2 separate regions of the Homo sapiens genome follow, and region 1 is linked to region 2. A link is an interaction called in ENCODE POLR2A ChIA-PET data of the cell type or tissue named here. Cell type or tissue: Panc1. All regions are shown on one strand.

The links. ChIA-PET counts read pairs that join two places held together with the same protein. Peaks named below come from ENCODE experiments on the same cell type or tissue, not always from the same donor. Only the 100,000 strongest peaks of a DNase experiment are listed, where the experiment ranks them.
Region 1: POLR2A ChIA-PET joins it to region 2 with 7 read pairs; 5 of 35 experiments call an interaction of 5 or more read pairs at or near these places.

Annotation. Positions count from the first base shown.
Region 1 is chr12:54,312,246-54,317,245 of GRCh38, forward strand. No RefSeq gene overlaps it. Among named protein-coding and RNA genes, the nearest start is that of COPZ1, 10 kb to the right of the region's middle. In Panc1, no CTCF peak of the experiment used is centred here; no DNase peak of the experiment used is centred here.
Region 2 is chr12:53,964,454-53,969,453 of GRCh38, forward strand. HOTAIR (HOX transcript antisense RNA) reads right to left here. Exons shown (of 7, transcript NR_186241.1): 2 at 4,164-4,303; 3 at 2,816-2,941; 4 at 1,823-1,924; 5 at 1,511-1,634. Among named protein-coding and RNA genes, the nearest start is that of HOXC11, 6.2 kb to the right of the region's middle. RefSeq lists an enhancer at 1,928-2,832. In Panc1, no CTCF peak of the experiment used is centred here; no DNase peak of the experiment used is centred here; H3K4me3 peaks cover 1,074 bases; H3K27ac peaks cover 4,830 bases.

The DNA.
Region 1 (5,000 bases), 350 kb after region 2:
CCAAACAAAAAAATTCCTCTCACTGTCTCTCCTAAGCATATAAAATAAGGCTCCTTCCACACCTGGGTTGATTAGACTATCAAGGATAGAAACATTGCTAACTTTTTTTTCCTAAGAACATTGAGGCTGGGCACGCTGGCTTATGCCTGTAATCCCAGCACTTTGAGAGGCTGAGGCGGGCGGATCACCTGAGATCAGGACTTTGAGACCAGCCTGGCCAACATGGTGAAACCCCATCTCTACCAAACAGTACAAAAATTGGCCAGATGGGGTGGTGTGTGCCTGTAGTCCTAGCTACTAGGGAGGCTGAGGTGGGAGAATCCCTGGAACCAAGGCGGTTGAGGTTGCAGTGAGCCGAGATCGCATCACTGCACTCCAGCCTGGGCGATAAAGACCCTGTCTCAAAAAAGAAAAGAAAAGAAAACATTCAAGCTTTGGCTTGAATGCCCATGTCAATTTTGGTCAATTAATTCATCTTGGAAGAACTCACTTATGCTGACCAAACTTAGAAGAATATAACATATAAACCACATGGTTAATTTACATATTTCTACATAAAACTTCCAGTGGCGTGGCCGGGCACGGTGGCTCAGGCCTGTAATCCCAGCACTTTGGGAGGACGAGGCAGGCGGATCACTTGAGGCCAGGAGTTTGAGACTAGTCCAGGCAACATGGTGAAACTCCGTCTCTACTAAAAATACAAAAATTAGCTGTGCGTAGTGGTGCACACCTGTAGTCCTAGCTACTTAGGAAATATTTATCTATTTTCAAGCAGAAAATCACTTGAACCTGGGAGGCTGAGGTTGCAGTGAGCCGTGATTGCACCACTGAACTTCAGTCTGGGTGACAGACAGCGAGAGACTCTGTCTCAAAAAGAGAGAGAGAGAGAGAAAGAGAGAGAGAAAGAGAGAGAGGAAGGAAGGAAAGAAAGAAAAAGGAAGGGAGGGAGGAAGGAAGGAAGGAAAGAAAGAAAGAAAGAAAAGAAAGAAAGAAAAAAAAGAGAGAGAGAGAAAGAAAGAACGAACAAACAACCTCTCTGTACCACTTTTTTTTTTTTTTTTTTTGAGATAGAGTCTCGCTCTGTTGCCCAGGCTGGAGTGCAGTGGCGCGATCCAGCTCACTGTAACCTCCGTCTCTCAGGTTCAAGCGATTCTCCTGCCTCAGCCTCCCGAGTAGCTGGGACAACAAGCACATGCCACCACACCCGGCTAATTTTTTGTATTTTTAGTAGAGATGGTGTTTCACTGTGTTACCCATGATGGTCTCGATCTCCTGACCTCATGATCTGCACGCCTTGGCCTCCCAAAGTGCTGGGATTACAGGCATGAGCCACCATACCCGACCGTCTGTACCACTTTTAAATTTTGTTATTAAAAAATAGAGAAAAAAAACTTCCAGTGGCCTAGACAATCTTATTGGATAATCAAAATGGTTGACTATTTTGGAAGACAAGTTTGATCATTAGAAGGTTGCTTAGTGAACAAGTGGAATTAGTTGGATAATTTTATTTTATTTTTTTGAGACGGAGTTTCGCTGTCACCCAGGCTGGAGTGCAGTGGTGTGATCTTGGTTCACCGCAACCTCTGCCTCTCAGGTTCAAGCGATTCTCCTGCCTCAGCCTTCAGAGTAGCTGGGATTATAGGCGCCCGCCACCAATCTCGGTTAATTTTTGTATTTTTAGTAGAGACAGGGTTTTGCCATGTTGGCCAGGCTGGTCTCGAACTCCTGACCTCAGGTAATACACCCGCCTCGGCCTCCCAAAGTGCTAGGATTACAGGCGTGAGCCACTGCGCCCACCCTAGTTGGAAAATTTTAGTGACTAATAGAACAGCATACATCTTCTTTATACAGATATAAGATATTCATTTATGTTGGACAAATGGGTAATCTTCTTTCCTAAATGTCGCTGGAGAAATATTGACAATTTTGGGGGTGGGGATTCTTTGCAGACTACTTCCTTACTCCCCCTTCTCTGAAGACAAGGTACAATTCAATTGATTGGGTTTCAGCTCTAGCCAAGTTAATATAATTGATTCTGTTTATATTCCCTTCAGCCATCTTATTCTAATTGATTGGGTTAGAATTTGATTGTGTTAGGCCTCCGGCCATTTTACTTTGAGTGATTAGGTTGCTAGAACTTTAGATATGTTGATAGAATTATGCTTTCCTGAAACTACACCAGGTTATTTGCTACTTCTACAAATGGCTGATCTCATCTATTATACTTTGATTTTTTTGTTTGTTTGTTTTTGTTTTTGAGACAGCGCCTCATTCTCTTGCCCAGGCTGTAGTGCACTGTCGTTATCATGGCTCACTGAAGCCTCTAACTCCCGGGCTCAAGTGATCCTCCTGCTTCAGCCTCCCAAGAAGCTGGGACTGCAGGCACATACCACCACGCTCAGCTGACTTTTCCTAATTTCACCTGTGGTACACAATCGTTTGGGGGACATTTTCTTACTGTTACTGTTTTGTGTCCATTGTAACCTGAAGAACTGCAATGAATTCCTAGTTGGTCTTTCTGCTGTCTCTTCAAATCCTTTATGCACACACAACTGTCAAATTAATCATTTAAAAATTGCTTCCATAAGCCTACAGAATAGAAGAAAATAATTGCAATTTTTGTACCTGATAAGGATCCAGTATCCAGAATATATAAAGAACTTTTACGACTACAACAACAACAACAAAAAACAATAATCCAACTCAAAAATGAATAAATGACTTGAATAGACATTTCTCAAATAAAGATATACAAGGCCGGGCGTGGTGGCTCACGCCTGTAATCCCTGCACTTTGGGAGGCCGAGGCGGGCAAATCACGAGGTCAAGAGATCGAGACCATACTGGCCAACAAGGTAAAACCCCGTCTCTACTAAAATACAAAAATTACCTGGGCGTGGTGGCACATGCCTGTAATCCCAGCTACAGGAGAGTCTGAGGCAGGAGAATTGCTTGAACCAGGGAGTCAGAGGTTGCAGTGAGCTGAGATCGTGCCACTACACTCCAGCCTGGTGACGGGGCGAGACTATGTCTCAAAGAAAAAAAAAAAAAAAGGCCAGGCGCAGTGGCTTATGCCTGTAATCCCAGCACTTTGGGAGACTGAGGCGGGCGGATCACCTGAGGTCGGGTGTTCCAGACCAGCCTGACCAACATGGTGAAACCCCACCTCTACTAAAAATACAAAATTAGCCAGGCATGGTGGTGCATGCCTGTAATCCTAGCTACTCTGGAGGCTGAGGCAGGATAATTGCTTGAACCTGGGAGGCGGAAGTTGCGGTGAGCCGAGATTGCACCATTGCACTCCAGCCTGGGCAACAAGAGCAAAACTCGGTCTCAAAAAAAAAGATATGCAAATAGACAAACATATGAAAAGATGCGCAAATCATTAGTCATTAAGGGGCCGGGCGCGGTGGCTCACACCTGTAATCCCATCACTTTGGGAGGCCGAGGCGGGTGGATCACGAGGTCAGGAGATCGAGACCATCCTGGCTAACACGGTGAAACCCCATCTCTACTAAAAATACAAAAAAATTAGCCGGGCATGGTGGCGGGCGCCTGTAGTCCCAGCTACTTGGGAGGCTGAGGCAGGAGAATGGCGTGAATCCGGGAGGCAGAGCTTGTAGTGGGCTGAGATCACACCACTGCACTCCAGCCTGGGGGACACAGCGAGACTCCGTCTCAAAAAAAAAAAAAATCATTAGTCATTAGGGAAATGCAAATCAAAACCATGAGACACCATGGTTTACAACCACCACTAGGATGGCTGTAAAGAAAATACAAAACCAAAAAACTCTGAAAATACCATGTGTTGGTGAGGATGTGGAGAGGAGAAATCAGAACCCTCAAACGTTGTTGGTAATGTAAAATGGTGCAGCCACTGCGGAAAATAATTTGGTAGTTCCTCAAGAAGTTAAACACAGGGCCTGGTGCAGTGGCTCACGCCTGTGATCCCAGTGCTTAGAAGCCCAAGGCAGGAAGATTGCTTGAGACCAGGATTTCAAGGTCATCCTGGGCAACAAAGCAAGAGTCCATCTCTATAAAGAATTTTTTTTTTTTTTTTGAGACAGAGTCTCACTCTGTTGCCCAGGCTAGAGTGCAATGGCGCAATCTTGGCTCACTGCAATCTCTGCCTCCCAGGTTCAAGTGATTCTCCTACCTCAGCCTCCCAAGTAGCTGGGATTACAGGCACCTGACATCATGACCCGCTAATTTTTGTATTTTTGTGGATACGGAGTTTCTCCATGTTGGCCATGCTGGTCTTGAACCTCAGGTGGTCCGCCTGCTTGGCCTCCAAAAAGTGCTGGGATTACAGGCATGAGCCACTGCGCCAGCCTACAGAAAATACATTTTTAAAAAATTAGCCAATTGTGGGCCGGGCACGGTGGCTCACACCTGTAATCCCAGCACTTTGGGAGGCTGAGGTGGGTGGATCACAAGGTCAGGAGTTCGAGACCAGCCTGACCAACATGGTGAAACCCCGTCTCTACTAAATACAAAAATTAGCCGGGTGTGGTGGCGCACACCTGTAATCCCAGCTACTCAGGAGGCTGAGGCAGGAGAATTGCTTGAACCCGGGAGGCAGAGGTTGCAGTGAGCCAAGATTGTGCCATTGCACTCCAGCCTGGTCGACAGAGTGAGACTCCATCCCAAAAAAAAAAAAAAAAAAATTAGCCAAGTGTGCTAGTGCATGCCTGTGGTCCCAGGTACATGGGAGGCTGAGGCTGAAGGATTACTTGAGACCAGGAGGTTGAGGCTGCAGTAAGCCGTCTCCTCGCCACTGCACTCCAGCCTGGAAAACAAAAACAAAAAAGCAAAAAACAAAACAAAGCAAAAACAAAAAACAAAGTCCCAAAAAGAAGTAAAATAGGTTGGGAGTGGTGGTTCACACCTATAATCCCAGAACTTTGGGAGGGTGAGGTGGGCGGATCACCTGAGGTCAGGAGTTCCAGACCAGCCTGGCCAACATGGTGAAACCCTGTCTCTATTAAAAACACAAAAATT
Region 2 (5,000 bases):
AAAGATCTTTGCCTGAAGAAACAATGTAACACTAGACAGAACTATAAAGTCTGGGAATGTAAGAACGCAGGACTCTCTCAGCTTCCCCCATTTGGAATTCTGTCCCCTGCACTTCCTGCTGAAATCCTGACCCTGACTACACAGTGGTATTCCAGGAAGAATTCATGCAATTATTCGGATAATTGTAGAGGGAGAGAGAGAAAGTATTTCTCTTTTATTGTCTGACCCTCTCTGATGTCTGTGCAGAGGAGGAGGGGCCAGGGGTGTATGGGATGTAGAGGAAAAGGAGACAGTAGGGTCTCCCAACATCACCCTAAGCCCTACAAAATGGCTATTCCTAAATCAAGGAGGCCCTAGGCAGGAGCTTATAGATTTTGGAACATACTCAAGAACGCACAAGAGATCGAGTTTGAATGCCCCTGATTTAGTTTCATTTTCCAGGATATTTGCTTGGCTTTACTTTGTCAGCATAGACCTGCCTCCTCTAGTATTGTAATCATTACAAGTAAGGGGATAATAGATAATTACAGGGGTATCAATAATATTATTTTATAGCCAAACAAGATATGATTAGAGTTAATGTCAGAGGCTCGGCTGGAGCCTGGGAGGCAGCAATAGACAAGGTGGAGAGGCCCTTATAGTCTTTCTCTATCCTATTTTTACATATGCTTTAATCTCTATAAATCCCTAGTTCTCTAAATCTCCTCCTCAGATGTCTTAAGGGAAAGCTCTAAGATTTTAGGGGCTGAAAGCCAGAGAAGGGTGAACCACAATTTGGTACTTGAACTCTGCTCCCCTCCCCATAGTTTCAGGAGCTGTGGGATCTGCTTTCCCCATGCCCCCCCAGCCTGAGGCTTTGCTCTCAGTCCAAGGCCACTAGGGTCACAGAGACTTTGCAGGTGGGGCCAATGTGAGGAAGACAGGGTCTTATCCAAACCAATTTCATTGTCATCCCCAAGTGGGCACTGGTCCCAAAGTGAAGCCTCTTTTGATCCTAAATTGGCCTTCCCCCTCTCCCCCAGGAACACCTGGGTGGGGCAAAAGCCAGGCTGGGGCTGTGAAGGCCAGTTCAGGGTAGGGATGCAGGAAGGACTGAAAATATTTGTGTTGTTGTTGTTTCCGGGATTTGAGACCAGAAGGGACCAGAAGGCTGGGAAGAGAGAGAAAGAGATCAAGGAAGTGCCTGAGAACAAGGCAAGAGAGAACCCAGGGAAGCTATGAAACCAGCCGGCAAGGGTAAAAAGAATGAGTGAAAGAAAGGGGGCAGGAAGAACAGCAGGAGAAAAAGAAGGAAGGAAGGAAATGAAAAGGAAAAGACAGAAAAAAGAGGAAGAAAAAGACAGGAGGGAAATGAAAATAAGAAAGACGAGAGAGAAGGATCGAAAGATAAAAAGAGGCGGGAGGGAGGCAGAAGCAAGGGTCGGCTGTTGCTCTCCCTCGCCCGGGCGCCTGCAGCAGTCTGGGTGGGCGGGGGCGCCATGACAAAGTGAAGGTCAAGTTAGCATCGTACCTTATAAGGAAGGCGCCGGTCCTCCATTTCAGCCTTTTCTCTGCCAGGACGCGGCCGTGGCATTTCTGGTCTTGTAAACATCAGACTCTTTGGGGCCTTAAAAAAATAAAGACGCCCCTCCTTCCTTTACCGGGGGTGAGCCGGCCGGGGAAAGCGGCGGACAGGGAAATCAACTAATGAAGACTCCGGGAAACTTTTCTCTCTTTTTCTCTCTCTGGCTCCGCTCCCCGCCAGCTGGGGACCCTTCCCTCCCTCCTTCCTCCCCCTCCCTTCCCCCGCCTCTCTTTTTCTCTATCTCCCAGTCTTCTGTACCTCTCGCCGCCGTCTGTAACTCTGGGCTCCCTCTCTCCACTCCCCACTCCCCTACTGCAGGCTTCTAAATCCGTTCCATTCCACTGCGAAGCGGAGCAGGACCTAAGAATTGGAGAGAAAATTAAACGTCATAAAGAAAAGTTCATTTACAGCTTAAATGTCTGAATGTTACGGTTTCCTTCAGAAAACAAGGCGGTACACTCGGTAAGGAGAAGTGAGGCAGCAGGGGTGGGGAGGGCTGGTGCGGTAGGAGGCTTGGTTTTATTTCTTTCTCAGATCCAGAGGCGGAAAGAAAGGGGGAGAAGCAGGAAAGTGCGACAGAAGCGTTTTACCCGGGCAGCTAGCAAAGAAAGATGCTGCAGTCGGTGGAACTGGAAGCAAAGCGCATAAGGGCCCAGTGCGGGGGCAGCGATCCCCGAGCGCTGAGCTGGCTGCGCTGAGGCCTGGCGTGCGGAGAAACAAATATATTGGATATTTGCTGGTCTAGGGGAGGGGTGAGGCAAGAATGGAGGGAGACAGGGAGACCGGGAGCGTAAGGCAGCGCCGCAGCCGGCCCGGCGAGACCGAAAGAGCCCCGTATCCGCCGCGACAGCCTTTGGCGGTGGGCAGTGGGCAGGCTCAGCTCGAAGGCTCAGGGAGGAAGGATCCCGAACTGAGATCCTTGATCCTTTTCCTCCAGGGTAGCACTGGGGATGAACAGAGAGAAAGAAGGAGAGGAAAATAATTGGTGTGGGGATATCTGCGGAGGACTTACCTTTTTCCTGGACCTCACAGCTCGTTTTCGCCTCCTCTGGGCTCATGGAGACATTTTAAGGCCTAATCATTGCTTTTTAAATTGAAATTCTAATGGCAAGGGAAGGGAAGGATGCACAGAAAACAATGATGGGGAATTCTGGTTCAATCTGATGCTCCAAAAGCCTCTAATTGTTGTCACCTCCACCCTCCTCAACTGGAAAAATGGCCTCTGGGATCTGCCCCCACCTCCCACTTTACCTTTCTGATTGAGAGCACCTCCGGGATATTAGGGACCTGAGGGTCTAAGTCCCGGGTGGGAGCCGCCAGGAGCAGGGGTGTTGGTCTGTGGAACTCCCAGGCCTCAGTGCCTGGTGCTCTCTTACCCTGTGTTTTCATCATAAAAAACAAAGGAAGAGGATTTGATTATTTCTGGTGATGTTAAATGATCCTGGCTTTCAAAGCAGCTCTGACCCCAAGATCTAAGGTGATAAGTGTCTCTGCCATAGACGTTTAATCTGGGCAAAGTGCCACTTATGTTACAAAATGCCTGGGCTCAACGGGCTGGAGGGGTAGCCGGGAAGCCCCAGGGAGGGAACAGCAGGCTCTCTTTGGCAGTATCTAGAGTTCGGTGGATAGTATTTTAAACAGTTGAAATGGACTGGGGAGGCCCTTTCTTATGTCCCCTCAGTCTGGGAAGGGGAGCTCCAGTTAGTGAGGTGGTTTATGAGCTGGACGCTTCCCCCTAGTGTGGGAAAGATAGAGATAGCCAGACCTCACCCTACAAAAATGTGCTTCATGTCTGTGACATAAAATTGGCAGGCACTTTGGAGATTTAGGGACTTGCAGAGAGTGGGGCAGGGCCAGACAACCTGGTGAAAGCAGAGGCTGAGGTGTGATTCAGGGTGGGTGGGGGTATCTGAGGGAGTAAGCCTGGGAAGGTATCACCCAAAACCATTTCCTGAGAGAAGCCAAATACACACAATGCACTCCAATATTGAAAAACACCAGATGATCTGCTTGGAAGGGATATAAACAGGCCAGGCGGATGCAAGTTAATAAAACCTGAAAAAGCCCAGGCAGGAACACTTAAAATGCCCCAGAAACAAAGCATACCATGACAAATTCTCACCCAACACACAAGTACACGCACCGGAATGTTCCCCAACACAGAGAAAAAGAGACTTCCCTACCTTGGGCCTCCACTCGTGAACACTCAGGCGTACCTGCCCAGCTCCAAGAGTGTACACAAATGTGTGCACTCTCATAAAATGACCCAAAGAAACCCCTGGGGCCTGCGGGCAGGCACCGGCTGCACAAACACCCCACAGAGCCAGCCCCATGTCTCCTGAGCCTCGCTAATGCACGATCCATACCCGGAGATAAAAGTCTAGACAATAGATGGCTGTTTATGACAACGAGGCTCTCCAAGTTTGGGGCCAGGCGATAAATCTCTGGCGAATCTTCCTGTAACTCAACTTCTGACTGTAGTGAGGAGAAAACCACTGAGCCCGCCGAAAGGAAAGCAGCAAAATGGGGGAGACTTGTAAATCCTGAGCAGAAGGCACTTTCCTTGCTGGGGCAAGGAGGCATAGGCCACAACACTCACCCCACGGAGCAGTCCTCACTGTGGAAGCTTTCGGATCAAGCTCCAGAGCACAGGCGAGTCAGAGTTCCCCACTGCCTGCCTAGGCTTCCAGGTTCCGGAAATCAGGGCAGAATGTGCAGGCAGAAGGCAGGGCCTGGAGGCTGGAACAGATCCCAAACAAATGATTCTTGCTGGGGGCAAAAGATTTTTTTTTGTTTTTGTTTTTGGTGACTGGAATCTTTTTGCTTTGTGTCACCTGAAGTTTTTCACCCCATGCCTTCCCACCCCTCTCTTTTCTTTTTCCTTTTGGATTGATTAGCTGTTTGTTCCCTTTTGCATTTTCGACCCAGGCATCTGATCGCTAATAAAGAGTTGCTGAAGTTGATCTCATAAAAATGCCGCGAGCTCACTTTGATCAGGAGGACTAGGTCCGAGCCTTAATGTAGGAGCTAAAGCCAGAGAATCAGGGCTCCGGCCAACCCGCCTCTGCTCTGTGGTGAGGCGGGAGATCTGGGTGGCCCAACAGGGCAATCCCACCCAGAAAAGGTATTTTCTGTGCCACTACAACTGGCTTAGGAAACTGAAGCCCAATAGCAGCGGCTCCATTTCCAGCCTGCTTTTAAGACATTTCCTTCATTTTGGAGCATTTGGTGAGGGGGCCAGTGAAACCGGCTCGTAAAATAGGGCTTTTATGGGAAGAAATAGGGTCGGGTTGCTAGCATCCTGGGACAATCTCTCCACAGAGGAAGCTGGGTGGGGCCTGTGGGGGCAAAGGAGCTGTCCTTCTCCCTCCCCACTACCTCCTCCATAGGTCCCAGGAACCTCTGAGCAGCGTCCACCAGCTTAGGTGGCCTGACT